Regions from separate parts of the Homo sapiens genome. Here all the other regions are linked to region 1. Evidence: chromatin loops called from intact Hi-C (ENCODE). Cell type or tissue: PC-3. All regions are shown on one strand. Links, peaks and the distances in the headings refer to the core of each region. The heading gives the core; the rest is flanking DNA. Region 1 holds the start of LOC105369313 (a long non-coding RNA gene). Region 2 has its middle 18 kb from the start of OR10W1. Region 3 has its middle 61 kb from the start of CTNND1. Region 4 overlaps OR9Q1 (olfactory receptor family 9 subfamily Q member 1). Region 5 holds the start of CTNND1 (catenin delta 1). Region 6 has its middle 12 kb from the start of OR5B3. Region 7 overlaps CTNND1 (catenin delta 1).

Evidence for each region. Peaks named below come from ENCODE experiments on the same cell type or tissue, not always from the same donor. Only the 100,000 strongest peaks of a DNase experiment are listed, where the experiment ranks them.
Region 2: it touches region 1 in a loop (2.9-fold over the local background); 8 of 110 quality-filtered maps call a loop at or near these places.
Region 3: a loop joins it to region 1, with 7 times the contacts of the local background. A loop is called at or near these places in 29 of 110 quality-filtered maps.
Region 4: it touches region 1 in a loop (6-fold over the local background); 6 of 110 quality-filtered maps call a loop at or near these places.
Region 5: it touches region 1 in a loop (5-fold over the local background); 17 of 110 quality-filtered maps call a loop at or near these places.
Region 6: it touches region 1 in a loop (7-fold over the local background); 3 of 110 quality-filtered maps call a loop at or near these places.
Region 7: a loop joins it to region 1, with 7 times the contacts of the local background. A loop is called at or near these places in 32 of 110 quality-filtered maps.

Annotation. Positions count from the first base shown.
Region 1 is chr11:58,512,033-58,516,385 of GRCh38, reverse strand. It overlaps LOC105369313 (a long non-coding RNA gene), which reads left to right and starts at 1,661. Exons shown (of 5, transcript XR_007062673.1): 1 at 1,661-1,835. In PC-3, for the core only: CTCF peaks have their summits at 2,232 and 2,432 (motif pointing right); a DNase peak (open chromatin) is centred at 2,415.
Region 2 is chr11:58,284,484-58,288,836 of GRCh38, reverse strand. No RefSeq gene overlaps it. Among named protein-coding and RNA genes, the nearest start is that of OR10W1, 18 kb to the right of the region's middle. In PC-3, for the core only: a CTCF peak has its summit at 2,368 (motif pointing right); a DNase peak (open chromatin) is centred at 2,376.
Region 3 is chr11:57,820,683-57,825,035 of GRCh38, reverse strand. No RefSeq gene overlaps it. Among named protein-coding and RNA genes, the nearest start is that of CTNND1, 61 kb to the right of the region's middle. In PC-3, for the core only: no CTCF peak of the experiment used is centred there; no DNase peak of the experiment used is centred there.
Region 4 is chr11:58,131,514-58,135,866 of GRCh38, reverse strand. The region is part of intron 2 of OR9Q1 (olfactory receptor family 9 subfamily Q member 1); the gene reads right to left. Among named protein-coding and RNA genes, the nearest start is that of OR9I1, 8.2 kb to the right of the region's middle. In PC-3, for the core only: CTCF peaks have their summits at 1,677 and 1,935 (motif pointing left); a DNase peak (open chromatin) is centred at 2,056.
Region 5 is chr11:57,761,622-57,765,974 of GRCh38, reverse strand. CTNND1 (catenin delta 1) reads right to left here and starts at 4,173. Exons shown (of 21, transcript NM_001085458.2): 1 at 3,856-4,173. The region is part of intron 2 of TMX2-CTNND1 (TMX2-CTNND1 readthrough (NMD candidate)); the gene reads right to left. In PC-3, for the core only: a CTCF peak has its summit at 2,175; DNase peaks (open chromatin) are centred at 2,194 and 4,174; H3K4me3 peaks cover 3,837 bases; H3K27ac peaks cover 1,368 bases.
Region 6 is chr11:58,392,535-58,396,887 of GRCh38, reverse strand. No RefSeq gene overlaps it. Among named protein-coding and RNA genes, the nearest start is that of OR5B3, 12 kb to the left of the region's middle. In PC-3, for the core only: no CTCF peak of the experiment used is centred there; DNase peaks (open chromatin) are centred at 2,467 and 3,897; H3K4me3 peaks cover 1,520 bases; H3K27ac peaks cover 3,039 bases.
Region 7 is chr11:57,799,116-57,803,468 of GRCh38, reverse strand. It overlaps CTNND1 (catenin delta 1), which reads right to left. Exons shown (of 21, transcript NM_001085458.2): 7 at 1,273-1,736. It overlaps TMX2-CTNND1 (TMX2-CTNND1 readthrough (NMD candidate)), which reads right to left. Exons shown (of 21, transcript NR_037646.1): 8 at 1,273-1,736. Among named protein-coding and RNA genes, the nearest start is that of CTNND1, 39 kb to the right of the region's middle. RefSeq lists an enhancer at 2,717-2,956. In PC-3, for the core only: a CTCF peak has its summit at 2,587; DNase peaks (open chromatin) are centred at 2,728 and 4,188; H3K4me3 peaks cover 847 bases; H3K27ac peaks cover 2,093 bases.

The DNA of each region.
Region 1 (4,353 bases), core at 227-4,226:
CTAAACTATATATATATGTATATTTTTTTTGAGACAAGGTCTCCCTCTGCCACCCAGGCTGGAGTGCCATAGTAAGATCTCGGCTCACTGAAGCCTTTGCCTCCTGGATTCAAGTGATTCTCATGCCTCAGCCTCCTGAGTAGCTGGGATTACCACACCCTGCTAATTTTTCTTTTCCTTTTTTAATTTTTTTTTGGAAAGGGATGGGGTTTCACCATGTTGCCCAGGCTGGTCTCAAACTCCTAACCTCAGGTGACCCGCCTACCTCAGCATCCCAAAATGCTGGAATTACAGGCATAAGCCACCATGCCCAGCCTAACGATAAATTGTTAATGCAAACAAAACACCGTTATATTGAAAGAAATGCCATCTAGGACTTTCATAGCTAGGAAGGAGAAATTGATGCCTGGCTTCAAAGCTTCCACAAACAGGCTGACTCTATTGTTAGGGGCTAATGAAGCTGGTAAGTTTAAATTGAAGCCAATGTTCATTTATCATTTTGCAAATTCTAAGACCCTTAAGAATTATGCTAAATCTACTCTGCGTGTGCTCTATAAACGGAAAAGACTAGATTATAGCATGGTTTATTGAATATTTTAAGCGCACTATTGAGACCTACTACTTAGAAAAAATATTTTTTTCAAAATATTACTGCTCATTCACAAATGTACCTGGTCACTCAAAGCTTTTATGGAGATGGACAAGGAGATGAATGTGGTTTTCATGCCTGGTAATACAATATCCATTCTGCAGCCCATGGTTCAAGGAGTAATTTTGACTTTCAAGTCCTATTGTTTAGAAAATACATTTCGTAAGGCTATAACTGCAATAGATTGTGATTCCTCTGATGGATCTAGTGAAGTAAATTGAAAACCTCTGGAAGGATTCACCATTCTAGATACCACTAAAAACTTTTGTGACTCATGAATTCATGTAATTAACATTAACAAGAGTTTGGAAGAAATTGATTTCAACTCTCTTGGATGACTTTGAAGGATTCAAGACCTCAGTGGAGGGAGTAACTGCAGATGTGGTGGAAATAGCAAGAGAACTAGAATTAGAAGTAAAGCCTAAAGATGTGACTGAACTGCTGCAATCTCATGACAAAACTTGAACAGATGAGGAAATGCTTCTTATGAATGAGAAAATAAAGTGGTTTCTTGAGATAGAATCTACTCTGGGGGAAGAGGCTGTGAACATTGTTGAAATGACAACAAAGGATTTCAAGTATTCCATAAAGTTAGTTGATAAAGCACTGGGAAGGTTTGAGAGGACTTAATACAATTTTGAAAGAAGTTCTACTGTAGGTCAAATGCTATCAACAACAGTTCATGCTACAGAGGAATTTTTCATGAAAGAAAGTCAATCAGCCAGGCACGATGGCTCATGCTTGTAATCCCAGCACTTTGGGAGGCCGAGGTGGGTGGATCACTTGAGGTCAGTAGTTCCAGACCAGCCTGGCAAGTCTGGCAAACATGGTGAAACCCCATCTCTACTAAAAATACAAAAACTAGCCAGGCCTGGTGGCGTTTGCCGGTAATCCCAGCTACTCAGGGGGCTGAAGTATGAGAATATCTTGAACCTGGGAGGTGGAGGTTGCAGTGAGTCAAGATTGCGCCACTGCACTACAGTCTGGGCAACAGAGAGAGACTCCATCTCAAAAAAAAAAAAAAGAAAAGAAAGTCAGTCAATCGATGCAGCAATCTTCACTGTTGGTTTATTTTAGGAGATTGCCACAACCACCTCAACCTTCAGCAAGCATCATCCTGATCAGTCAGCAGCCATCAAGGCCCCTCACCGGCAAAAGAAAAAATTACAACTCACTGAAGGCTCAGGTGATCATCATCATTTTTTAGCAATAAAGTATTTTAAATTATGTACATTTTTTGGACATAATGCTAGTAGACCCAGTATAGTGTAAACATAACTTTTATATGCACTAGGAAGCAAAAAAAAAATTGTGTGACTTGCTCTATCGTGATATTCATTTTATTGGAGTAGTCTGAAACCAAACCCCCAGTATCTCCAAAGTTTATTTGTACTTTATGTTGATTAACTTTAATTCTCAACAGTCCCATAATGAGAAATAGAGGAATGGAGAGACTAAGTGACTTGCAAGAGTCCCTCCAGGAACTAGAAGGGAGAGCTGGGATTTGAACCCATGCATTTGGCTCCAGGACTGTAAGTCTCACCTGTAGGCTGCGGTGCCTGGTGTACCATAACACGTAGGAGATCTCCAGGGTCCTAAGAGGTGCTACCATTCTATGTGGCCATGAAATTAACCTTTTAGGCAGATGGGTAGTTTCTTGATTCTTCCTGTAATTCCAAAGCATTTTTCCTGTATGAACTCACTTGTCATTGCGGCAAGAAAGACAAGTCTTCATTTTGCCAGCCCCACCGCTGGGAACGGCTCCTTAGGTGAAAAGCTTGGGATAGCCTCAAGATGGCAGCATTAACTCAAATATGGATGGACAGATCCTGGTATCTGGCCTTGAAGTAATCCAAAAGTCAGAATTGGCCCTTTTCTGCCTTTTAGTTTTTTTAAAACCCCAAGCTGTAACTGTTTGGAGGTGAAGAGTCAACCTGATCTTGTGAGGAGACCAAACAGTGAAGACACTGGAGGCATCAAAGTGGAAAAGCAGAAGTATTTCCCAGGAATTAAGAGTCTTTGGAGGGAAAAGAAAGAGGATATATTGGGTGCCATTAAGAAATGATGAGGTTCAAAAAGATTAATGATTCATCTATTATCCATTCATAAGTGGCTAATTCTAGGCCTCTTACTTGCCAAAACCAAGAACCACCCCACTTCACCATGTTGATAGTCTTCATTTTTATCTATTTAATTTTTTAGAATATTAAACACTGATAAAGAAGAGTACTAAATTATTTTATAAAGCCAGATATATAGGCTAGATTGTCTCAGTGGTTAGAGTCTTGATGCTACAGGTGAAGTTTTCTCTTCTTTCCTCATCTTGTTCCTCTCCCTTTCTTCCTCTTCTCTCCCCTTCCCTCCCCTCTTTCTTTTCTTTCCTTTCTCTCTTTATCTGTCTTATCCCGTTTTTCCCTCTTTCTTTCTCTAGTTTTTTCCTTGGTTGTTTTATTGGTCAAATAAATAATAAGGAAGAAACCTAAGTCTTCAGAGTTGGACATGTGGGTCAGGTGATTAGATGCTACAAAATTCCAAGAGTATGCAAAAATATCCTTGGACTTCTATCACCTAGCTTGCCACTTGCTTGGCCACTTTGTATGTCTTCTTTTGTTAAAAATAATTATTCTAACAGGGGGCTTTGTCTTGGAAATGTTTTCATGAGAGCAAAGAAAAAGTGAGTAAATAAGCTCTACTTTTGTAACTGACTGTAGTGGAACATGCATTTGTGAGAATCTAAGAGAAATATTGTTTTGTAGATTCTGAGAGCACCTCTGCTTTTCCACATTTATTCCCAAGAGAAGCAGTAGAGCACAGAGTATAAATATATAGAATTTGGGTCAGACAGGCTTGAGCATTTCCTCACTTTCTGGAATTGCAAGATGCTCCAGGCTTCTCTGGTATATTCCCTGCTCCAGTGCTAGAACCAGCCATTTCTCGAAGGAGCCCTGGTTTCTTTTATTAGAGAATAATATTAGAAAAAGATCTAAGTGCTAGGTATGTACAGAAGTTTTCACATCTGTAAAATTGAAAAAAATATATATTTCTCATAGAGTTATATGAACATTAAGTGAAATAACACATACAAATATATACTGAATGAAGGGCTTGAAACATAGGAAGCTATATTATATATTATATAAATATATATTATATACATATAAATGTATCAAGAGCTGAAATAAAGAAATCCTTTGCTTCTTGTAGGCTCCATGTTAAAATTCATTTAAAACCAAGTTGACTGGGAAAAAAGTTCATGGAAGTGTTTTGATTCACAGAGCTCTTTGAAACTCTGAGTTCTGTAGACAGAGCTGGGTTTGGGAAAATGGAGATTCTGATGCAATTTATCATTTATAATCTGACATTTTGAAAATTTCTCCCCATTTAGTCTTAGATAAAGAGCCAACTCCCAATACTCACAGGAAATCTGTGGGCTGATTGTGCAGTGGCTGGATCCTCAAGCTCCTTTGAAAGCATTTTTTGATAGAATTTGCTCATCAATAATCTTAGCCTGTGACTAGGAGAACCAGGACTCCCCTGTGGCCCCTAAGGGATCTTTGAGGCACCTCCATATCATAATAATGTTTCAGTTCCCTCAGGAAAGTGGTGTTTTGATTGCTTGTTTGTATGTTGCTGAGCCCTGGATTGGAATTGAGACCTTAGGGAACCCCCCTTCAGAGGCTCCCAAATCTACATAGACACTAGCT
Region 2 (4,353 bases), core at 273-4,272, 230 kb after region 1:
TTTTTCTTAATTTACAGAGTTCATCACAAATGTCACCTCTTCAAAGAAGATGCTTTTCATGGCCTCTTCTTCTAATCATTCTCTATCCCATTAACTTGTTGTATTTTCTCCATGGAGTTTATCACTGTCTGATAATATCTCATGTACTTATTTAACCTGTTGATCATCTGTTTCACTAGATATAATGTGAATCTTGCCTGTTTTATTCATCTTTGTATCCCCAAAACTTAGAACAGTGATGGACACATCATATTACATATAAATATGTTTAATCATCAGTCAACGGTGAACCAAACTCTAAATAGGTGAACCTTAAGATTGTGTAATTATCACCTAGAGTCATAGTCACATCTCAAAGAGTACATATCAAACATATGTTCCATTGTAAAGATCTACTATACCAAGGAAAATGAGAAAAAGATAAATATAATAAGAACAAACATTTTTTAAATTAGCAGACTTTAATATGGCAAGATAATATCTGGGCAGGTACATGCTCAAAACCTATGAAATTTTTGTGGCATGTTGAGTGAATATGTATGCTTTCTTCAAATTCTGGAAAACCATAATAAGGGAGTTATTTTTAAAGTAACAGAGGAAAGTAACAAAAGAAAATTAAATGTCTTCCATTGTTCCTTTATCCAAGCCAAGGTATCAGAGCCTCCTTTTTTGCATATAAAATATAAATATAGTCTCAGTTTTCCAGGGCAGTAAGAATTTGGGACTTGGGCTGAACCTTGCTATGACAGACATAATGGGAATAAACTTGAAACAGGAGGCTCAGAGGACGGTGTTTAGGGAACTTTGTATTTGTTGGAAAATTATTTTGAGCACCAAGAATATTCCTAAAGGGTAATACTGGTCTTTATTTTGACATGTATACTCCAATATTCCATTGACTGGAGATGCTGCACTGTTTTAAACAACCAGGTCTCATGGGAACTCACTCACTTTCACAAGAACAGCACCAAGGGGATGTTGCTAAACGTTCATGAAAAATCCACCCTCCATCATCAAACCACCTCCCACCAGGCCCCATTTCCAACACTGGGAATTAGAAGTTGACATGAGTTTCGATGAGACACAGATCCAAACCGTATCACTGACTACAGTAAAATTCTCAAAGTTAATCATTATGACACAGATTGCAAAGACCTCCATCATAATATAGATAGCAGAATAGCCTTTAAATGTCTTTTGTTGTAGCCTTCTATAAACTGTGTCCTTGAAGAATAATTTTTTTTTCACAGTGCAGCCCAACTGTTGGATGCAAAGTTGTTTTCCTTAAAGGCCCCTAAACAAGTAATTTGACTAAGAAATAATCTTTTTCTCCTTTTTTATTTGTATAAATACAACAGGTAGAAGTGCAGTTTTCTTACATGGGTAGGTTGTGCAGTGGTAAAGTCTGAGCAGTCAGTGTAACCATCATCCAAATAATATTTTATCCATTACGTAGTTTCCTATCCCTCACCCCCTTTCCAGCCTCCCATCCTTCCAAGTCTCCAGTGTCTGCTATTGAACACTGTATGCCCACTGTACACATTATTTCTCTCCCACTTATAAGTGAGAACGTGTGGTATTTGTCTTTCTGGGTCTAATTTGTTTCACTTAAGGTAATAGCCTCCAGTTCCATCTATGTTCTGCAAAAGACATGACTTCATCCTTTCTTATGGCTGAATATTATTCCATTGTGTATATATACCACATTTTCTTTATCCATTGACCTGTGGATGGACACTTAGGTTGATTCCAAATCTTTGCTATTGATAATAGTGCTGTGATAAATATATGAGTGCAGGTATCTTTTTCATATGATGATTTCTTTTCTTTTGGGTAGATATCCAGTAGTGGGGTTGTTGGATCTAATAGTAGTTCTATTTTTAATTCTTTGAGAAATCTCCATACTGTTTTCCATAGAGGTTGTACTAATTTACATTCCCACCAACAGTGTATAAGCATTCTTTTTCTCTGCATCCTCACCAAAATTGACTTTTTAATAATAGCCATTCTGCCTGGTGTAAGATGATATCTCATTGTTTGCATTCTTTATCTGTCATTACTGACTTTCCATTTTGGGTAGGGACCATTGCTGGAGAGCTAGTGTGATCCTTTGATAGTGTCGTCACATTTGGATTTTTCACAGCTCAGAATTCTTACACTTCTTCCCTCTCATCTGGAAAGACTGACACTTCTAATATTCGTAATTATTTTCATGCAGATAGGATTTTTTGTTTGTTTCTTTATATATTTTTTTCTTGACATTTCCTCCCCTTCCTAGGGTGTGTGACTGTAGAATATGCTGGATAGGGTCTTAGGCTATGCACTTTCCTAGGCAGGTTTTATATTGGGCTGTGCAGTCTGGCCTAAAGACCAGTAGATGGTGCTTATGAGTAAGAGCCAGCTGTGGCCCTATATGTTCCTTTGAGAAGGAGCTCACCAAGTTAGTGTCTCTTTTGCACAGGTTCAAGGGTAGTCCTACTTGATGACAACCCACCAAGTCTCTCTGACACCTGCTCACCAGTCTTCCTGGACCTGAAATCTTGCTCAGATTTTCCAGAGCATTTTGCATTTCTGTAAGTGTGCCCATTGTTTTCTGAAGTTTTGATTTTTTATTTATGCTATTTCGCTGAATGTTTTTCCCTTCACTTCTTATATCATTTTTTTTTATTCCCTTACATTGTGCTTTGCCTTTCTCTGTTGCCTCCCTCATTAGCTTAATAACTAACCTGAATTCTTTTTCAGGTAAATCAGGGATTTCTTCTTTGTTCGGATCCATTGCTAGTGAGCTAGTGTGGTGTTTTGAGGGTGTTAAAGAACCTTGTTTTGTCATATTTCCAGAGTTGGCTTTCTGGTTCCTTCTCATTTGGGTAGGTTCTGTCAGAGGGAAGGTCTAGTGCTCAACGCTGTTGTTCAGATACTTTTGTCCCACGGGGCGTTTCCTTGATGTAGTACTCTCCTCCTTTTCCTAGGTATGTGACTTCCTGAGAGCTGAGCTGTAGTGATTGTTATCTCTCTTGTGGATCTAGCCACCCAGCAAGTCTACCAGGCTCTGGGCTGGTACTGTGGGTTGTCTTTAGAGTCCTGTGATGTGAACCACCTGCGGGTCTCTCAACACTTGCTTCAGTGGAGGTAGCAAGGGTGTGAAGTGGACTCTGTGAGGGTTCTAAGCTTTGGTTGATGAGTGCACATTTTGTGCTGGTTGGCTTCCTGCCAGGAGGTGGCACTTTCAAGAGAGCATCAGCTGTAGTAGTATGGGGAGGAACAGGCGGTGGACAGGGCCCTAAAACTCCCTAGATTATATAACCTTTTTCTTCAGTTACCAGGGTGGGTAGAGAAGGACCATTAGGTGGGGGCAGGGTTAGTCATGTCTGAGCTCAGACTCTAGTTGGATGGGTCTTGCTGTGGCTGCTGTGGGAGATAGGGGAAAGCTTCCCAGGTCAATGGAGTTGTGTTCCTAGGAGGATTATGGCTGCCTCTACTGTGTCCTGCAGGTTGTCAGGGAAGTGGGGGAAAGCCAGCAGTCACAGGCTTCACCCAGCTCCCATGCACCCCAAACGGCCTGTGTCACTCCCACTGTGCCCCTGCCAACAGCACTGAGTCTGTTTCCAGGCAGTGGGTGAGCAGGGCTGATAACTTGCCCCAGGCCACCCACCTCCCAGCTGTGAAAGCAAATATGGCTTTCCTTCTTTTCTGGCCTATGGAGTCTGCATGCTGGATTCACGCCCTCCCCAAAGTTCTGGCCAGGAGACTTCTCTATGGGTTCAAATTGTTACAAAGTTCAGCTGGAGGTTTCTTCCTCCCTAGGACACTTCCCAGTGCCTCTGGCAGCCCTCCTCAAAGACCCCTGAGAGGTGAGGCAGAAATGGCTTGCTAGGGGACCCAGCAAGCTCACAGGGATTTTCCTGCTGCTTCCTCTACCCCTGTATTTTGCTTGGCTCTCTAAATTGACTCCGTTCCCAGTAAGGTCAGAATCTTCTCACATAATCTAGACCTCAGATTCCCCAGTGGGGTGTGTGTGTTCAGGGGCAGATGATCTCCCTTTCCCACTTCCACAGTTTGGGCACTCACAGTATTTGGGGTGTCTCCCAGGTCCTGCAGGAGCAATCCACTTCCTTCAGAGGATCTGTGGGTTCTCTTGGCTTTCCTAGTGTATTCCTGCAGACGTTCTGGAGAAAAAGTTCACAATGCGAGACTCCACACGCTGTCCTGTCTGTCTGAGTGGGAGCTGAAATCTAGTCTTGCCTCCCATCTGCCATGATCTCCAAATTATAGTTTGCCTTTTTTCACTCAGACTATTGGATTTTTTGCTATTGTGTTGTTTGAATTCATTATATATTCTGGTGATTAATCCTT
Region 3 (4,353 bases), core at 212-4,211, 690 kb after region 1:
CACTCCAGCCTGGGTGACAGAGCAAGACTCCGTCTCAAAAAATAAAAATGATAAATAATAAATAAAAGATTAAAGCAAAAGGCATTTGAATAAGACAGTAGATAGTACATCTTGATCCCATATATAAATCTAAGCTTGTTTCACTAGTATAGATATGCTTTAAGTGCACCATAAGGGACAGAGAAATGTCTGTTGCAAATGTGTGACATTGTAATGCACTACCAATTCAAAATTGAATCAATGCCCCTGAGTAAGCCCTTCTTAGTGCCCAGGAAATGATGACCCAGAGATGAGCTTGAATAGCCCAATGCTTCCCTGTGACCTCTCCTACTCTAAAGCCAGTGGTACCTAAAAATGATAACATCTTCATGTCAAAGGGTAGCCTCCAGCTTCAGTCCAGCCCTACTCTGGGTCAAACCCTTTTAGGATATGGGGAGGATACTCAGACAAGTAAGACTTTGCAATTTTTTTTTTTTTTTTTTTTGAGACAGAGTCTTGCTCTGTCGCCCACGCTGGAGTGCAGTGGCATGATCTCGGCTCACTGCAACTTCCGCCTCCCGGGTTCACGCCATTCTCCTGCCTCAGCCTCCCGAGTAGCTGGGACTACAGGCGCCCACCACCACGCCCAGCTAATTTTTTGTATTTTTAGTAGAGATGGGGTTTCACTGCATTAGCCAGGATGGTCTCGATCTCCTGACCTCGTGATCCGCCCACCTCGGCCTGCCAAAGTGCTGGGATTACAGAAGACTTTGCAATTTCATCAGCAAAATATGAAAGCATTTGTACTGACTGTGTCTTTAAGCCAGGCTGACCAACTCACTTACCAGCCAATTTTTAACTTTGCTTTTATAGAAATTGTCTTGGAGCTATTCCCTTTGTCCCTATTCTTGTTCTTCACTCTGCTCTTTGCTGCACACATCTACTTAACTTGCCACACGCTATACCCAGTGCTGTGATATAAAGGTGGGGGCTTCACCACTACCTACCACCACTGCCCTGCAGGCTCAGCTTGTTCCATCAGATGCAGCACCAGTACTAACCTTGCCCATACTCCTTTTGCTTTCTTCCCTCTCTACTTGTTTGGAAGTTATATGTCCTATATTCATTCTTTAGTGGTTATTCCAGCTAATATGTATTAGGTTGGTGCAAAAGTCATTGCAGTTTTTGCCATTTCAATGCAATTACTTCTGTACCAATCTATTTAGTTTTTCAAGTCTTATCAGTATCTTTACTTTCCTCCTGAAGAACCCGAAAATTAGTGTTGTAATTGCTCCCTCAACTTTACATGCTATTGTTGTCCAGCATTTTAATTCTAGTCTGTATTTCTCTCCCATAAATTACACACTCCTCTTACAGTGAAGGCTTTAGCAATTTCGTTCAGTGTTCCTTCTTGCATCTGATTCTCCATCTGAGATCATTTTCCTTCCACCTCAAGGACATCCTTTTGTAAGTGGAAACTCTGCTTTTGTCGGAAAATGTTTTTAGTAGCTTTTTAAAAAGTGTCACCTCAGGTAAGCTTTCATAATAAGTTCCTTTTTCTCTTAACATGATGAAGATAAATTTCACTGTTTCCTGGCTTTCATTGTTGACACAGAAGTCACCATCTGGCTGGTTTTCTACAGGTAGTCTGTATTTTCTCTCCAGATGCCCACAATCTTTTCTTTGGTTTTCTGCATCTCACCCTGATGTACTAGGTAAGTTGGTTTATCTTGCTTGAGATTCACTGGGCTCCCTAAGTCTGAGGTTTGGTGCCTTTCATCCAACCCTAAAAAATTTCTCTTTGAATATTGCCTCCTCCTATCTCCTGATGTTCCAAATAATGTTTATTAGATCTTATTCCATTGTTGTCTCAACCTCTTGCCTATTTTCCATTCTCTATCTGGAGTGCATTCTGTATAATTTCTTATCTTCCAATTCACAAATCCTCCTTCAATTTGTCTAATCTATTTAATCCATGCATTGACTTCTTACCTCAAATTTGTATTTTTCACTTCTAATTCAAAAAGGTTTTTCCACTAATTCAAAAAGTTCATTAATCGTTATTTCATTATAGTCTGTGCAACAATGCCAACATCTGAAGTATTTAAAAGATCAGCTTCTGTGTCTGTCTTTTCACTCATTGTGCCTTATTTCTTTGTTCAGTTTATAATTTTTGGGCAAGAGCACTCATTTGCCTTGAAAGTATATCTATGGGAATTGTTCTGAGGCCTTAGAGGAATTGCATTTGCTTCTGAAAATCACCTGGAAGCATAAACAAATGAGTACCACTTTAAATTCCCCAGTTAAGCTTTTTGGACCACACAGGTAGCCTAAGTTTGGACTGAAAGCCCATAGAAGGCCATTTGTGGTTATAAATCATCAGGGAAAATATTCTATAGTTTCCATGTGCCACTAAGGTTGAGACAAATGAGTTCCTTGCTGCGCCCTTCTATGGAGTGTTTATTTCTTGTTCACCTTTACACTGAGGGTGTCCAGCTTTATGAGGGAACCTACTAGATTTCTCATTTCCTGTTGCCCATACTTTGTGTAATCACTAAAATAGAAGGTTATGGTCTGCTGAATTTGGCAAAAATTCTGAGGAAAAGCTGGCTTTGGCAGTTACTTCCTAGGATTCCAGCTTTTGCTTCATTTTGAAGAGCCGTAGGTTCCTTACTTTCGTGCCTGCTCAGCAATATGTTTAAAAGTATTTTTTATAAATATATTTACCCAGTATCTTGGTTGCTTCTGCTGAAAGGACTTTTCAGAATTATCTAATCCAGCATACTGCCAAAAACAGAGCCCTGAATTAGTTTCAAATACGCACACCAACGCACTCCCCCTGCCCCGATTCTGCCAACGCGTGAACTGTAAGACCAAAGCTAAGCCTGCCTTTAAGGTGGAAGGAAAAGAAGAATTGAGGTGAGCCAGGCATGGTGGCTCACGCCTGTAATCACTACACTTTGGGAGGCCGAGGCAGGCAGATCACCTGAGGTTGGGAGTTCAAGACCAACCTGACCAACCTGAAGAAACCCCGTCTCTACTACAAATACAAAATTAGCCAGGCGTGGTGGCGCATGCCTGTAATCCCAGCTACTCCAGAGGCTGAGGCAGGAGAATTGCTTGAACCTAAGAGGCGGAGGTTGCAGTGAGCCAAGATTATGCCATTGCACTCCAGCCTGGGCAACAAGAGCGAAACTTCACCTCAAAAAAAAAAAAAAAAAGAATTGAGGTGAAGACAAAAATTGGGTAATTGACTGGAACATCACCACAAATATCCCATATTTCTTTTTCCTCAGGCATAAATGTCTTATGGCACTGTCCATTAGCACTAGAGATACTGGGGGAAAAGACAGCAGGGTAGTAATACTTTTGTGTCCTCAATAAAAGTGGAATAACCTGTCTTTTTTAAAAAATAAAGTAGTATATGGAGATAAGTATAGCACTTTTTCTCAGGTAAAAAAAAATTTTAAAGCTAGTTGCCACATGCTTATAGCTCCTACAATTATAACAAGTGTAAAGCTCTTAGTCCATTCATGGATAGCTATCCATGGTCATTTTACACTGCATAAAAGGAGAAAAATGTCAGGTTAAAATGATGCAGACCAATCAACCTATCTTACCTCCTCCAGCTTTCTCTTCATCCATGTCTGTCTCTAAATCCTGGATGGATCAGTTGAAGAACTAATGCTTTAAGTGACACAGGCAACAGAACAGTCTTAAAGCTGTGTGAAAAAAAATTGTTCCTAACAATTATCTTGTTTCTTTTTTGAGCTTTCCTGAGGTAGCTCTTTCTGGAAGCTACCAGAGTGATTTAAGTTTCCAGATGTGGTCTCCTTGGCTTTAGCCAATGGGGCCACTTGCTCGCCAGTTGAGATACCCTTTGTAGCTAGAAGTGACACTTAAGTCAAAGTCGGCAATTCCAGGGGATTCTCTGTGACCTACAGGACCCCAAATTAAGGGCTAGCTTCCTGCCTCAGCAACCTGAGCATTACCTACATATGATTTTCAGGATGAGAAGCTTCTCCTACCCAGATACCACACACCAACCTATCACTTACCATTATCTCAAACTCTATTGAAAGCAATGCATTCCTTTGAGATAAAGTTTCCTCTATGAATGCTCTCTTAAAATGGTGATCACCACATCATATTGTCTACATTCACCATGCTAGTATTACTGCCAGTGGAGTTGAAGCCAGTAATCCTGGGTTCCACTTTGAGGCTATAACCTTAAGCAAGTCACTAGATCAGTCCCTTAAGTCACAGTTAACTGACCACATACATCAGAATAACCTGGATGGGCCAGGCATGGTGGCTTATGCCTGTAATCCCAGCACTTTGGGAGGCCTAGGTGGATGGATCACCTGAGGTCAG
Region 4 (4,353 bases), core at 286-4,285, 380 kb after region 1:
GCTCAGAGATCAGCTTGATAATAGTACACACTGTGGGAAATATATAGCCATGGATCTGAAGAATATTTATATAGCTCAAAAAACTAATCCACTTAGAACCTCCAGGTCAGGTTTAAAGTTATTTAAAAATGGGGAGTCATAAAGGTTGTGCAGTGCACCCAAAGTTATGTAGCCAGTGTTCTTGGCTGGAATTATGCAACAAAGATGTATAAAGTCTTTGCCTATTTGCTCTGTGCCAGGCACTATTCTGGACACTGTGGATGTAGTGACAAATATATAGAACTAAACAGGCAAGGATGACAGTGATTCTCTCTCTGCCACTAAAATCAAACTGGTATCATCTGCTTGTGCTGACTTAAAGAAGAAAGAGGGAAAAGGAATGAGGTACAAGATGCCTTGGCTGCTATTCAATGTGTCAGGGTGGACTTCAGTGGACTCAGAATGTTTAAATGGTGAAAAACTAGAGCAGCTCCTTCCACCCACATGCTGTCTGTGTTCAGGTAGATAAGTAGTTCAAGCGAGAGATGAAAATAGAGCCTCTGTTGAAGAGCAGTCTGTTTCCCTCAAAATCTTGTTTGGAAAAAAACTTTAGTTGGCCATTTTCTAGTTGAATAAAAACTCACAAAGACATAAGAGAAATATTTTCTGGCAATACATTTGCACTGAAAATAGCAGAAAGGCAGAACCAGCATGGTCTCAAGGAGCCCGAATGCTTTGAAGCTCTATCACAGCAGGGTCAATTCCCAGCCAGTTGCTTAAACTCCCTGGATTCCAATTCTTTCATATATAAGATGGGTATGACATCACTTAACTCACAGGAGTGTTGTGGGGATGAAATGAGGTGACATATTGAGTGTTCAACAAAGGTTGGTTCTGTTGCACATAGGGAAGATGTGAATTCCCTCTCCCAAAAAATTACAAATTACTTCCATAATCCCATATTTTAGAACATTATGCACCCATTATTTCATTTATTCTCCATACAGCCCATTTTCAGATGAAGAAAGTGAGAATCAGAAAGGTCAATTGACATGTCCAAGTGTCATATGGCTAGGAAGAAAAGCAGCCAGAATTGGGACCTAGACCCTTTCCACCATACCACAAAATCCCTTACCAAGTTGCCATAGGGATATGGATGCCCTGCCTGAAGACAGGAGGTCACAGAGAAAGACACGAAAAGTTGGAATCTTGAGGTTCTTCCTCATTTTGCAATCCTGTAATAAAATTCTAGAAGGGCATATAAAGTCTGCTCAAGTGCTGACCCTAAATCTCTTACACTTCTCCTTCCCCAGTGCCTTCTCACTCTGACCCATCTGCTCTCAAGACTAACTATGCAGTAGACTCTTGGAACTTAGAGTCCACAGGTCACAGTTCCACTCACCTGCCTTCAGGAAGATAAAGTAGCATCAGCCCCATCCTAGAGATGAGGTAAGAGAGTCCCTGAGATGAGGAGGGATTGTCCACATACAAAGAGCCAATGGGAAAGGTTGGGGATGACTAGAGCCTAGGTCTCCTACAGCCTGGTGAGGCGCTGTCTCTGCCATCTGGGATGCTCCTCCTTTCAGAGTCTTAGCACAGCTGTTCTGATGACCAGAGCTACTAGTGCTCTCTGCCTCTCAGACACTGATGGAAGCAGATGAAATTCTCTTCTTTCAAGGGGGATTAGGGAGAAGAGCCTCAGTGATGGAAATTCCTAGGTAGAACAAGCCTTGCAAAGCATGAGCATGGACATCAGGCCTCCTTAATTCTGGCTGGGGCCCTTTCATCCCTAACCTCCTTAGAGCTTCTCAGCCAATCAGCTTCTAAATGAGAGATCTCAATTAAGCTCAGTCAAGCACTCACAGAAAGTAGCTTGATGGACTCTGAACTGCAGGAATCTGAGGCTTCACTGCCACCCAGAGCAGAAATATCCTCTCTGGTATCACTGATGGCTGATCTCGGAGCTAGCAGTGACCCCTTCTGACCAATTACACCTATGAGAACTGAACAATTCCAAAAATGGGGAAATTACTCATCCACAAAGGAGATTGTTCTATTTTAGACCCTACCTGTTGCTTCTAGCTCTCTCTATAACGTCAATGGCGTCATGCTGAATCATTCCCAACACCTGCCAGCATTTTACAAGTTTCTTAGAAATTCAATAAGAGTTGCTGCTTGCTCTTCCACTTTCTCAATGTAACTAATTACATGTAAATAGCCTCCCCACTTTTCCATGTGATCTCACCTTTCTATGTCTTCTGATTCTGAAAACAATCACGTGGAGTAGGTATGCAAGGCATTATCAGTTCCATGTTATAGATAAGGAAACCAAGACACAAAGATGCTAAGTGCCTCGCATTATTGCAAGGGAGAAGCGAAAGTATTAAGTCCCAGCACATTGTGCTCCCAGAAAATCACATGTAGCTTTGACCCCACCCTGAGCGCCAGAGGGAGTGGGAGAAGATCCAGCAGCAGCCTGTCTGTGGCACAGAGAGCCTGGACTCTGGTTACACCATCTCCCCTTATGCCTTCAGCCCTCCTGCTGCAGCTAATCTCTGCATGAGCTCATCTATCCCTTCTGCTCCTCCAGTGTTTTCATTCTGTAACCAATCTCCTCTATTAAATTCTCTGAAATACCAAAAACAAAACAAAACAAAACAAAAAGAAACAAAGAGAAAAACCCATTTTATGTTAGAGGAAACTGAAGTTCAGATTATCAAGTACATTTCCAGTCTGGTCTGTAGTGCATTTTCTCTCTGATCTACTATGGCCATGCTCACCTTCAGCAGGACCAAAAGGTCCTTCCCCAGTCTGGAAGGCTGGGCTGAGCGCAGGTAGAATGTGGTGTCTAAGTGGGGCTTTGGAGGCCCAGATAAATAGACATCTTCAGCACCTGTAACTCACAGGCCTGGCATCCAGGGGAGCTGGATTAATAGGAGCTGGAGCTCTGCCCTATCCTAGACTGGATCCTTCACTCCAGGAAGGCAATTAGAAGACTGGAGCAAAGGGATTTGCCACTGACTGGGGTTTCTAATCAGCCCTAAGCTTCTAATTAGGCTTCTCCAATGCCCAGAGGAAAGAAATCTTCAGAAAAGGGCCTCTGCAAAGTTTGCTTTCTCAATCTCTCCTCACTCAACCTTCATCTTGTCTGGCGGCCTCCTCCATAATCCAACCTCACCCTGGGGATGAGGGAGATACCTCTGTGTTCTGCTCTTTGAGGAGTTGTCATCAACCCAAGGTGACCCTTTCTGACCAACCTCATTTACAGAGCCTGAGTGAAATGTGACTGTGTGAGGTCCCAGCAATCTGCTCACTCATTTATTCAGCTAATATTTAATTAACTATAGATAAAGTACCCAGAGCAATGTCTGGCACATCATATTTTTTCTATCTCTGTTTAACTCATTGAGTCTTTACAACAATCCTATAGGGTAGATACTATTTTTATTCTATGCCTCAACTGAGGAAACCGAGGCTCAGAAAGGTGAAGTAACCACTCATGGTCACACAGGTAGTAAGAAGAAGAGCTGAGACTGGAACTAGGGGAGGCTGGCTCCAGACTCCTTACTCTTAACCACTATCCTGTGTGGCCTAGTGTAATTTAGCTGATTGTAAATACAAATTATTTCATATAGAAAATTTGGACAATGTCAAAGTCTAAAAGAAGAAATTTAAACCATTGAACCATTCCAACAAGCACTGTTAACAGTTGGAGGAAATACACTAGAACAGAGTTATTTAAAACATAAGCTCTGCAAGTAGATTGCTCTACCTTGTGGATTTAAGTGAGTTATATCACTTCTATATGCCCACCTCCTGGGATAGTCAGAAAGTTGAAGAAGATGATACATATAAAACACTCAGAACTGGACCTAGCATTCGGTTGGTGCAAAAGTAATTGCAGTTTTGCCACTATTAATACTATTAATATCCTTCCAGAATTTTCTACTCTAGGTATTTTTTTAAATTGAAATCAAAGTTTATATTGCCTTTTTATACTGTTCCCTTGGGGTGAGTTAATAAGAAGAAAAATAACTGTTATAAAGTTTCTCAAGTGGGAGAGGCCTATAAGCCACCCCAATACCCTGAAAAGTATTGAGACTCCTCATTGGACAGCTCGTGAGTGTTGGGGGCATTGAACACCATATTCTGAGACTCCATACCCTGAAAGTCTAGGTGACCACAGGAAAAGAAAAAACTAACCCCCAATCTTGCCGTAACGCTGGTGAGATTTCCTTCTAACATACCACATGCTGTTGAACAAACTCAAGGGTAGTCAGAATGCTCAAAACTCTTAGGTAAAGGAGAAACCTCCACAAACGAAAAAATCTTTTATATTTATAAAATTATATAAAACATTGTTATATAATGTTA
Region 5 (4,353 bases), core at 354-4,353, 750 kb after region 1:
GGAGTCTTCACCATGTTGCCCAGCGATCCACCCACCTGGACCTCCCAAACTGCCGGGATCACAGGCGTGAGCCACCGCACCAGGCCAGATCCTTACTTTTTATACTATTCTTTGTACCACTTGCCAAGAAAGGAACAGGATTAAAGAAAAGCTAAAATTTTAAATCCTCCATTATCTCTAGAAACTTTGCTTAAAAATATAAGGGAGGGCCAGGTGTGGTGGGGCACACCTATAATCCCAGCACTTTAGGAGGCCGAGGTAGGAGGATGGCTTGAGCCCAGGTGTTTGAGACCAGCCTGGACTACATAGAGAGACCCCATCTCCACAAAAATACACAAAAATTAGCCAAGCATAGTGGTGTGCACCCATAGTCCTAGCTACTCAGAAGACTGAGGTGGGAGCACCACTTGAGCCCAGGAGTTTGAGGCTGCAGTGAGCCATGATTTCACCACTGCACTCCAGCCTGGATGACAAGAGCAAGACCCTGTCTCAAAAAAAAAAAAAAAAAAAAAAATTAAGGGAGGAGACGCATAAAAGGTTAAAACTACAGACTACAGTAAAAGTTGCAAAAGTACATTGCAATTTGATTAATCTATGTTGTTTTGCTTCCTTTCAAGCCTTCCCCACAAATCAGTCCCTCACTGATTCTCATCAAATGCCTTATTTAACCAAGGCTTACTGAGCACCTCAGTATGTACCAAACACTAAGACAGGTGCTAAAAAGATACAGAGATAAGACAGTACCTACACCCAAGCTGCTCATAGTCTAGAGGGAAAGACAAGAATATCTGAACTACCTCCTACAAGCCTGTCCCTGCAAGTTGATGATATCCTATCATTCCAAACCACATACCTAACAAATTCTCTGGAAGAAGAAATTTTACTGATAAACAACGTGTGACACAATTCCAGGAAGTTTAAGAAATTAGGACAGCAATGGTGGGCATATGGATATGGAAAGATTCTCGTTCTAAAGATTAAAATAATATCCATTCTAGCACATCCAGCTCCCCATGGGCTCTATGGAAAATAGATCTTTTGCATACATTATCCCAACAAGGGTAGTGGGGAGTTGGAGGGAGTTGGAAATTTAAGTGAGTACTGCCCCTGTGCCAAGATGAAACACTCCTGCCTCTAGCAAGGGCTCGTTTTAGTTCGAGCTGTTGTTTCCATTCTCTCTGGAGAATGGCAGTATATTAGTGGTTAAGTCCATGGACTTTGTAGTTAGTCAGACCAGGGTTAATCCTGGCCTCAACCATTTACAGGCAGTGAGATTTTCACCAAACCTCAGCTTCTCTGAGGGTCAAATTCCTTAAAAAACAAAACAAACAAAAAAACCAGTGGTGGGAAATTAATAGTTTATGCAAAATGCTTAGAATACACTAAAAACAAGGTGTGGGGAGGTAGGGGGGAATGAGGGCCTTGGCAGTTACTAACAGGGTACCAAAATAGAAGGAGATAAATTATACAAAGCTAATCATTTTGTTATTCCAATTGATAGTGATCTATGCTTAATTTATTTGCATCCATCCTATCTCATTCATCCCTGGAGAGCAGCTACTTCATAAACCTAAGGCTGGATTGTAATTACTTAGTGCTTTTCTTTTTGTTAATATCACCAATAGTCTCAATTTTACCCTAGCTCAGAGAACATGTTGGAGCTTCTCTGACTGTCCATGCTGGAACCCTGAGAAAGGTACTAGAACTCCAACCACCTAAAAGAGAACCGCCCCCCCGCCCCGCAATCTGGAACACAGACCACTACCTTACTCACATAACAAAGAAACCAACCGTACATAGGAGGCAAACAAGGAAAGAAATATCTGAACAGCTCATACTTACCTATCATCATTTTTTACCCCAAAACCAAGACAATGAGCAAAACAAAAAATTTAAAAAATAAAAGATTTACTTATCTGCATCCCTTATAATTCCTGAAAGAACCAGTGGAGGTGAGGTAAAAGACAAATCTTCCATCTTATCACCCCAAAGGCTCTGTACTACACACCAGTCAAAACAACCCTTAGTTCGTGGAAATAGTCCTGGACACTAGGTTAACTAGGATGCTCACTTCAGCTACACAAAGCCCACTATTTAAAGCTAGACCCAAATCACCACCACTCAGTCATCCAGAACCTATTTTCAAACTGCCTTTGTACTCCTCCTTCAGATTCCCTCATCCCTCCCCCTAAAGGTTGAGTGGGAAACAGACACTCTGGAAGCAACATGACCAACACTCTAAAGATCCAAGAAACCTCCCCAGGCTGGAGTCAAGGCAGAGAGAACATTTGAAAGAAAATTTGGAAAATATTAAACAAGAACTACAGTTCAACAGCCTATACACATTGTATTTTTTCTTTCTTTTTAACTGTACTTGTTATAATTATGAGATTCAGACATCAAAAATTTCCTGCAGCCTTTGCCTAGGTTGTATTTGAAGGAGGAACAAAGTTCTGTTTCCTCCTGAAGCCACAACTTCACAAGGATGAAATCGTCTTTCAAGAAATACCCTCATTCTAGAAAAGAAATTCAAGGAAGTCTAGTCTTAAAAAAATTTGTGGCAGGGGGGTGAGGGGAGAACGAAATCAGATTATTAAAGATCCATACCAGTTTAAAGCTAATGAGCAGCTTACACACTAAAGCCCATCTTGTTACAATTAGGACAGCATCTATAATTTTCAGGCGGATTCACATTTTCAAAAAGAGAAGAGAATACCCTAGTTTTTCAGCTACTGATGAGTTGGCTATATAATTATCTAGAATCCGTACTTTTGCAAGAATGTATTTGCAAAAACAAAACAAATCTTAAGATTAAATATAAGATATGAAAGCACAGTCATGGGCCTTCAGCTCTAAGAGATTTCAGATTTCATGGTAAATTAACTAAACAATAAATTCAACTCCAAAAAACAACTTTCAGGTTGGTTTAAAAATAAAAATCTCCCTTGTTTTCTGAAATGTATTTTAAACACTAAACTTTGTATAAATGGTTTTTCTAAACCTAATTTTATTCCACCCTTGGCCCTTTCAGAGTGCAAAAAGCTGAAAATATTTTCAGGTATGTTGCCACTTTACTCAGGTGAAATAAAAAGCATGATTAGAATTTCCTTATCCCTTTAAACACATAAACCAAACGTTATCGTATTTGCAGATTTAACAAACACCTCCACAAATCTTTGCTATCAAAGGTAGTTTAGAAGGAAGAAGGAGATGGCAATTCAGTTAACATGGTTCCATTTGTTTTCTTTTATAAGCCAAAGAAGGGAGACTACATCTAGCAGGAGAATGAGGCTCCCACCCACCGCACCTGGAAAAGTAAGAGGGATCCACCCAGGAACAGCAGGGCTGAAACCGATACGGGCCGTTCAAACTCTCTGGGGGAAAAACAATACCATTTACACTGCAAAGCTCCCTGCAACTTTCCACTTCCACAAATCCAATGATAAAAGAAAAAAAAAGTTTTAAACATATGAAGAACCATCGGTATAACTGGGTTCCGACACGGACAAATTTCTTTCCCAACCCACATGCAACATGCCAAAAAACCAACTTTTGATTTGGGCTCTGAAAACAGAAATATGTTAGCTTAATCCAGAAAAATAAATAAATAAAATCAAAGAACACACCAAAATGTAAATTTTCAAACCTGCTCTTACCCCTCTGGATCTATTCAGCTTCCTGTATTAAAGAGACCTAGAAGTTTGTTTCTAGGTCTTGTATATTTTACCTTTTTAAATATAATAAAATACCAAAATCTCCCCCGCCAAAGTACTGAAAGTAGAAAAGAAAAATAATTGCTTAAAAGTTACTCATCAGCATAACAGACTCTCCCGTTTTTTAATTCCCTCCGGTTACCGTAAGACAAAAATTCGACTTGCTTATCCTCCTTTTCCCGTCAGTACATACATTTTCTTCAAAAGCCACACACCTCAAATGTGGAGTTCTAAAAATCAGTCCTTTAAGAAAGAAACCCAAGGCTTCGCCAAGGTGCTGAGAAAGACAAATCCAGCAGGGCAGTTGATTTTTCGCCACCTCTTCCTCCTTTCGGGATCTTTCCTGCTCTTCTTTCTCTCTCTCTCCCTCTCTCTTTTTTTTCCCCCTCAGATCCAACACCTAAAATGGAAGTTGCACCCAGCCAAAGGCAAGGGAGCCTGGGTGGTGACAAACTGATCTGGCAGCCCTACCCCCTTCGCTTTCCTAAGTGATGTCAGCCCCTGTGAGCTTCCAATAGGAACCAGGCATAAATCAGGGAGCTGACCTTATCCAATAGGAAACTTTATTATAGAAAATTAAAAAAAAGAGAGGAGAGAAAGACAGGGGGAAGTTTATACATATATATATTTATATTTATAT
Region 6 (4,353 bases), core at 178-4,177, 120 kb after region 1:
GAGGTCCAGTTTCAATCTTCTGTGTATTGCTAACCTGTTACCCAGCACCATTTATGGAATAAGGAATGCGAAAACCGCATGTTCTCACTTAATAGGTGGGAGCTAAATGATAGGAACTCATGGACACAAAGAAGGGAACAAAAGACACTGGGGCCTACTTAAGGGTGGAGGATGGAAGGAGGGAGAGGATCAGAAAAAAGTAACTATTGGGAACTAGCCTTAGCATATAGGTGATGAAATAATCTGTACAACAAACCCCCATGACACAAGTTTACCTATATAACAAACTTGCCCATGTACCCCCAAGCCTACAATAAAAGTTACAAAAATAATTGACTCTCATTCCAGAGAGGTCCTGCCTGATACATGGAAGGAAGAAATGCTACAACAGAGAGGCCAAGAAGAATCTGAAGAGACAGGCCTTGCTGGGTTTTCTCACTATTACCATTAGGTCATATACCTTGTCCAGTCACATTTCTACATGCTGTCACGCTTCCATGAGAAAACAAAAAAACAAACAATTTTCTGGAAAAACAAACAATTTTCTCTGGTTCTTTGAGTCTTCATTCCTGAAGGCTCCATGTCACATAGAATTTTGATTAAATTAATCTGTTATGCTTTTCCCCTGTTAGTCTGTCTTTGTCAGTTTTATGTCAGACCTAGCCAGGAACCCTAGGAGGGTTGAGGAAACTTTTCCTCCCCTATGTCTCTGACTTTAATTCAGTTTATTCCACCTCCAGCATAGGAGTAAACCAGTTCTATAATTGTTAATCCATACCTCCATGAGAAACAACTTTAGCAATTAAAGTACGGTATTTTTGTATGATTTATTTTTAGCTTTAGGGCTTCTGGTTAGCACATTGTTTTTCCACATTACTTAGCTTGGCTTTCCCCCCCACCCCCATCTCCTTTCAGTGAAGTAAAGTCATACATTTATAATAAAATTAGATTTTTTTCACAGTCTGTTTAATTCTGGAATTCCCCTGTACTCTTGGTTGATCATTTTTAATTTGTATGTGATACATTCAGTCTTTGCTACGTGTAGTTCTATGAGTTTGGACAAATGCAGGCATATGTTCACCAGCAGAGCACCATAGAAAATATGATTCATCCTAAAATTTCCCTTTGCATGCTTTTTATAGACAACCACTTCCAACTCCCCCAACCCTTGGAAATCACTGATGTTTTTACATTTCTATGTTGTATGAATGGAATGACGATATGTAGCCTTTGGGTTTTCCTTCTTTCATTATTAAAAACCACTGTCCCACTGCTGGCTGCTGCCACCAGGGCCAAATCACAAGCCATTGGCAGTGATCCTGCACCCTGGTCACCTCAATAGCAGGGCCTCTGTGCATAGTGACCCACGGTCGCCACCTGGGGCTAAAGCACATGCTGCCCAACTGAACTGAAAAGAACCCAGCAAGACCACTGAGCAACCATTGCCACACACACCCAAGCATTCCACTGGGGGCCTGAGGATCACCCTGTCCCTGCGTACCACAGCCAGCACCACATGCACGACCAAGGCCCCGAGAAAAGGGCCATACAGCCCAGCTTCACCCCTCTGAGCTCTGGAGCTGTTGGTCTGAGGCCCTGTGGATCACTCTGCTCTATCCTCCATCACTGGGGGGCACCTGAGCACTCCTCCTGGGAGCCTGTTTTTGCTCTGGTTTTATGCATATTTGCATTGACATGTGGTAGAAAAAAATGCATGTAGAATAAATGAATACATTAATTTATTCACATTTTTGTGAAAGTGCAAATACAAGAAGCAGAAACTTTAGATGTCAGAGAGACAAACATACAAATAATAATTAGCCTGAAATTAGTCTTCTTATATGAAAAAAGAGTAGAAGTCAGCAGACAGTAGACTGATTTCTTCAAGTCTCAAGGAAAATAAATATCAATTCGGATTTCTATACCCAGATGAACTACCATTTGAATAAGAAGGCAAATCAAGACATTATCAAATTTACAAAAAAATAAAGTTTACAATTCACAGGTGCAGAATTACAGTGAAAATGTTTCAATAAGAGGAAAGAGATGCTATATATTACATTGGGGAATTTAGAAGAAAAAATAGAACATGTTTTAGAACTCTGCTTTTCTGTTTTTGGTCCTGCTTATCTGCAGCAAGATTGCTGTCTGTTCTTCTGTCCTGCGTTTTGATAGGGATAATGAGATAGGGCCTGCCGGTACAAAAGCACAAAGGGGAGATGTACAATCGGGATACATATTAAATAAGATTCCCTAAAAGCTGACCCAGAGTCAGTGGTTTAAATCCAAGTAGTTTATTTGGGGGTTAATAGCAGAAAGCACTGGTAAGGTAGCAGGAAAGAGAGAAGAAGGAAAAGTCAATACAGGGTTTCCCTTGTGCATAGGTAACATCTGTGGACATCTGAAGTTCCATTGTACTAAGAACTATGTACAAAGAATCCTCAGATAACATCTGGAAAGTAAGGAATCTGGAGAATTTTTGGCTCTACTTCCTCTGACATTTACTGATGACAGCTGCCAGAGGAATGAAATGACTCACATGTGAGCTGATCATATTTGTACTGCAAAATAAGCCCTCAGCTCAAGAATTACAGACTATTAATAATTTTTAATAATATGCTTTGGCCATCACAGGGGCAATGAATACCAGGGGAGAGTGGGTAAAGTACTAACAGTGTTTGCTGCAGGAAAGTAATTCCAAGAATAAAAGAAGCCCTCTGCTTAAAGATCTGAAAAAATTTTGAAATGGCTTACCAGGATTAAGGCAGATTTTAATCTTCTGCCTTATACAACTATGTTATATTTTTCTATTCATCATAAAAAGGAAGGAAAAAAGATATTATTTATCAATCTCCTAAAATTTCTAGTAGCCCGATATTTAGTTGTAACACCTAAAAATTGGAAAGGTGAAAAACAAAATAAAAACATGGTAGGCAGAATATAAAATAAAATTTCAGAAATAGATTTCAAATATCAATAATCATAACAAATAATTAAACAAGCCACTCTTGATTTTTTATAAATGAGACCTTAATAAAAATGAGGGGGAAAAAGAAATGACAGTAGACACTCCAAATATACATATGTGCTAAACAACATACTTCACTATGTCCCTGCATGCAGTTTAATTGCTTGTTCCTTGATAAGGAGGATGAGGAGAAGCGATTGCCCTCATAGGAACCCTATTCCCCAGAGAGCTCCATGCGCATATAATTTTCTCTTGATTCCCCTTCATTAGGCTCTGAAATTCCATTGTGAACCCACATGACATTATTTTAAAGAGACAAAACTCTGAGCAGAGCCTCCAGTCAACATTTATTGAAATGACGCTAAGCTAATTCTTTTATTACACAGCAGCCTCTCTCCAAACTGAGCATTTACAGTGGGTCTGCAACCACAGGCAGGAAAAACACCCCAAGAAAAATATTATGTTGCTTAATGTTGAAAGGAAAACACCTTACTAAAGTACTTTCCAAACTCACCTTTATTTGCTATTTGGCAGACACAATTCTGTAAAGTATGTGGAATTTTTAATTTTATTATTTTTATTCCACAAATAAGGAAACCGAGCTGAATAGAAGATAAATAATTCTTTTGTGTACACAGATAAATCCACAGTACATATAAGACTTAAAGCCAGGCTTTCTAGTTACATGTTAAGGATCTTGTCTCTATTTTCTTTGTGCCTCAGGAATCTTGGAATCTTTTAACCAGTAAATGAGAGAAGTTTCTCCAATATTATTTATGTGTTCTTCCAGGGATAAATTTCTGATTGCAGACTCACAATTCAGGAATGCCTTTTCCTTCTTTTCAAGAAGCAAGATAAGTTTTTATAATCAATAGGCAGTAGTTCCCCCTCACCCAGTGTTTCACTTTCTGAAGTTTGGTTACCTGAGGTCAGCTGCAATGCAAACATATTAAATTTCCTTCTGGAAATTGAATCATCCCTGTGTCCAACCTATCCAGATATGCTACCTGCATGTAGTTTAGTCACTCTCTTGGTTATCAGATCGACTGTCAGAGTATCACAGGGCTTGTGTTGGAGTAATTTTTATTTTACTTAAAAAAATGGCCACAAAGTGCAAAAATAGTGATGCTGGCAATTTAGATTTGCCAAAGCAAAGTCATAAAGTGCTTCCTTTACTTAAAAAGGTGAAAGTTCTTGACTTAACAAGGAAAAATAACAAATTGTATGCTGAAGTTTCTCAGATCTACAGTAAAAATGAATCTTCTATCTGTGAAACTGTGAAGAAGGAAAAATGAATTCATGCTAGTTTTGTTGCCACACCTCACACTACAAAAGTTACAGCCATAGCGTGTTGTAAGTGCTAGTTAAGATTTAAAAAAAGGCAT
Region 7 (4,353 bases), core at 233-4,232, 710 kb after region 1:
CAAGAAACATATTCTACATTATAGCTCAAAATAAACATACAGATCATGAAACAAACAATGTTTAACTATAAGCAACGCTCAGGCTGGGTGTGGTGGCTCACGCCTGTAATCCCAGCAATTTGGGAGGCCAAGGCGGGCGGATCACAAGGTTGGGAGATCAAGACCATCCTGGCTAACACTAAAAATACAAAAAATTAGCCGGGCGTGGTGGCGGGCACCTGTAGTCCCAGCTACTTGGGAGGCTGAGGCAGGAGAATGGCGTGAACCCATGAGGCGGAGCTTGCGGTGAGCTGAGATTGTGCCACTGCACTCCAGCCTGGGTGACAGAGCGAGACTCCATCTCAAAAAAAACAAACAAAACTATAAGCAATGCTCAATGCTCTCCGATCTGTCTATACCAGAGTTTTTCAACCTCAGCACCACTGACATTTTCGGCCAGATGATTCTTTGTTATGAGGAGCTGTCTTGTCTATTGTTGGATGTTTACCAGTACCCCTGGCCTTTACTCACTAGATGCCAGTAGCACTCCCTCTCCCCTGTTCCAAGTTATAACAACCAAAAATATCTCCAACACTGCAAATGTCCAAATGTCCTCAGGGCAGGGCAGGCAAAATGGCCCACAACTGAGAAACAATGGTCTATACTACTTTTTCTTTATTCCTTTCCCTTGGAATGCTGATTATGCTCCACAAAATTTTGTTTTATTCACTAACGGATCACACAAATAGATCACAACCCACAATCTGAAAAACTACTGCTCTAAATAAAGCAAGAACCACAAGCTTAAATGTCTATATGGGTCAAGCCGGTGAGTCAAGAGAGGAAGATAATTAAAAGAAATTACAAGCATGTGAAAAAATAGCAGTTGACAGCTCCATGTTTGGGAAACAACTTCCTAAACAGCTGTAGTTGGTCAGATAATAGAATGTGTTGGAGATTAGTGTAAATTAGAGAGCACATGCTCCAATCAGTTCAGACCAAATACTGCTAAGGAAGAAAAGAGATCCATTGTTAACAACTCTTCCACGTTTTTAATAGAAGCCAAGAATCTGGAATTTTAAGTGAAATCTTCTGAATTTTAAACATCAGCAACCAGTTCTTTAAAATTTCAATAATGCTGTGTGATCCAAACAAATCTGTGAGATGGATTTGACCCACAGCCACCAGTTCACAACCTTTCATCAAAAGTAAAAGGTCTGGAAATCCCTCTAGTTCTCAACATCACTAGAGAGTAACACTGACTTAGCAATTTTCCTTAGGCCTAGAACTCACCGGTAATAACTTCAGTAAGGTCCATATCACGAGCCTTTCGAAGCAATCGCACAAGGGCAGGCACACCATCACAGTTTTTTATGGCAATCTTGTTATCCTGGTCACGTCCAAAAGAGATATTCTTGAGAGCTCCACAGGCTCCAAGGTGCACTTCCTTTTTGGGATGGTCTAACAATCCCACCAGTACTGGGATGCCCTTGAGCTTCCGCACGTCAGTCTTCACCTTGTCATTGCGGTAGCATAAGTGTTGCAGGTATGCAGCTGCATTGGACTTGACAGCATCCAAGCGGAATCCAAGCATGGCGATCACCTCTGGCAGCTCTGGCTGTCTCCAATTAGGAGGTGGAGGCCCTCCTTTGCGCAGGCTATCCAAGCTTGCTAAACTTCCTCGCTCATGCTGGGCCAAAGGAGCCCAGTAGTATTGATCCGATGGCACCTCCTCACCAATCATGTCTTCATAGCTCCTGAGAAGTTTTGGAAGAACCAAGAGAATACATCAAGTCATTATGGCTAGCTTCCTGGACATTCCCATTACCCTCATCTGCAAAGGAGGATTAACTGGAGTTTCAGTGTGCTCATCTTATCTCTCCTTTGCATGAATAATATACTGATCAATTTTCCTCAATGGGTTAGTAAAAATAAAAGGTAATAATTTTAAAAACACCTGCAATTTAATTAAAACTACATTTTTTTCTTTGAAGTCTGCAGGCTTAGAAAGTAACAAGCATTCAGGAAAGGCTAATCAAAAAGAAAGAACCAAATCCTTACTACTTATCATTTATTTGAATGATATCTGACAGTTATTAACTTGTCTAGGTAGAGATCAGGATAAACTCTCAGAGAACAGAATTAACCAAAGCAACTGACTCAATGCCACAGAAGTCTGAGAACAGTTCCTTAACCAAACAGGAAATTAGGCATTTACACACAGGAAACAACTGGTAGGATAAGACCTTTAAATACATTTCATATTTAAGCTTCTCCTTATCCTATTTTGGAAATTATAAAAGATGGATTGATAGAGAAAAACTAATAAAGGGCTTCCTGCTACATCACAGGAGGATCTGGCTTTGGTACTGATGAGGTATAAACTTGAAAAGTAATTTTCACAGTCATTCCAAGGTCATGTCTGCTACTCAACAAATGTGTTAAGAGGTAAGATTCCATCCTCCAATTTCTAAAGACAATACCTCCAGCTCTTTCAAAATGAAGCCTATTCACCAACATCACATTTGGGAAGCCCAGCCACTAGGAACAGAGAAAGCAATTGAAAGTAAGAAAAATCAAACCAGGAGACAATTCTTCCTGTTTCAGTACTACCAACAACCACTAGAGGGTGAGTCTGTCACACTATTATTTATTCGTAACTACCAGGAAGGAAGAAACCCATTATCTGTGAGCTCATCTCTTTCTGGCTCCCACAGGAGAGGATAATCTATTGTGTGGAGCTCTCCAAATAAGCCATTGTTTGTTCTACAAAACCACTCCCACTGTCAACAAATACTCAAGGTTGCCCTGAGCAGAAGGCCTGCCTCACAGGTATCAACATCAACTATGCAACAGTGATTCAGATGGACAAAGCATTTAGTAAACCATGACCAAGATGGTCTTAAAATAACACGGAAACAGGACCAGGCATGGTGGCTCACATCTGTAATCCCAGCACTTTGGGAGGCTGCAGTGGGCGGATTACCTGAGGTCAGAAGTTCGAGACCAGCATGGCCAACATGGAAAAACACCATCTCTACTAAAAATACAAAAATTAGCTGGGCATGGTGGTGGGCACCTGTAATCCCAGCTACTTGGGAGGCGGAGGCAAGAGAATCGCTTGAACCCAAGAGGTGGAGGTTGCAGTGAACTGAGATTGTGCCACTGCACTCCAGCCTAAGTGACAGAGCGAGACTCTATTTCGAAGAAAAAAAAAAAAAGGTCAAGATTAAACCCTTCAAATCAAGAAGGGGGTACTAAAAATGCCCAAACAGCTGGTAAAACAAAATTGGTTGTCTTCTAAACTATTATGTATCACTTTTGCATCCACCCCAACCATAAAAATTTTCTGCTTACTATAAAATTAAGGAAAAGTATTTACTAACATTATAAAATACCATGCATGGAACAAAAAGCCTCCTGGGTATAATACCAGATCGCACCACTGCTCTCCAGCCTGGGTGACAGAGCAAGACTCCATCTCAAAAAAAAAAAAAAAAAAAAAAAAAACACGGAAACAAAATGAATAGCTTAGATAGCTTAAAAGTAGGCTATTAAGCAGTATGTTAAGATTCCATTTTAGTAGAGGGAAAATAGGATATAGTTACATGTATAATTAAAAAAACTCAAAGGATATGCACCAAAATGTTAACAGTGGTTCTTTATCAATAGATGGTAATGCTTTTCTGGGTTTTTCAGGCTCTGTATTGAACATGTTTAACCTCTATTATTAATATACAAAATTATAAGAACAATTACCATAACCAAAATTTCCAGATAACTCTATCCTATATCCTTTTCTATACAAAGGCAGTGGATTGGACATTCTTTCCTTTGTTTTACAAGAAACAAAGCTGTGCCTGGGAAGACCAAATGACTTGCTTGAGGCTACTTAGCTAGTGGCAAAGGCACAACTAGAACCAAGGTCTCAGGGTTCAGTGCTTTTTCCACTAATCACTGCCTCACTGTTTAAGTTTGACCTTGTATTACTCTTCTAGCCTGGAACAGGAAGCAGCAAATATGCTTGCTAGTCAAGCAGGTTTCCAAGTCCAGTGCTACCCTGGAACAAACCCAAGAACCAGGCCCAAAACTCTATGTGAACTAGCACAACTAGGGATGGCAGAGAATGACCTGGCCACCCACACCCATCTGGGTCCAATCACTCTTTACTAATGAGGAAGTCAGAAAAAGCAGACTTGCAGTAGAGCCAACACCCTGGACAGACTGCTTCAATGAAGGCTGTTATCTACCACTGCTCTAGGTTGCACCAGCCGAGGTCTGGTGCTCCTGTAGGAATAAAAATGAGTCACATGGGAGTTGGATTAGCTATCCAAGACACCTGAAAGGTGAGTGACTCAGTCTTAGATAATGGGG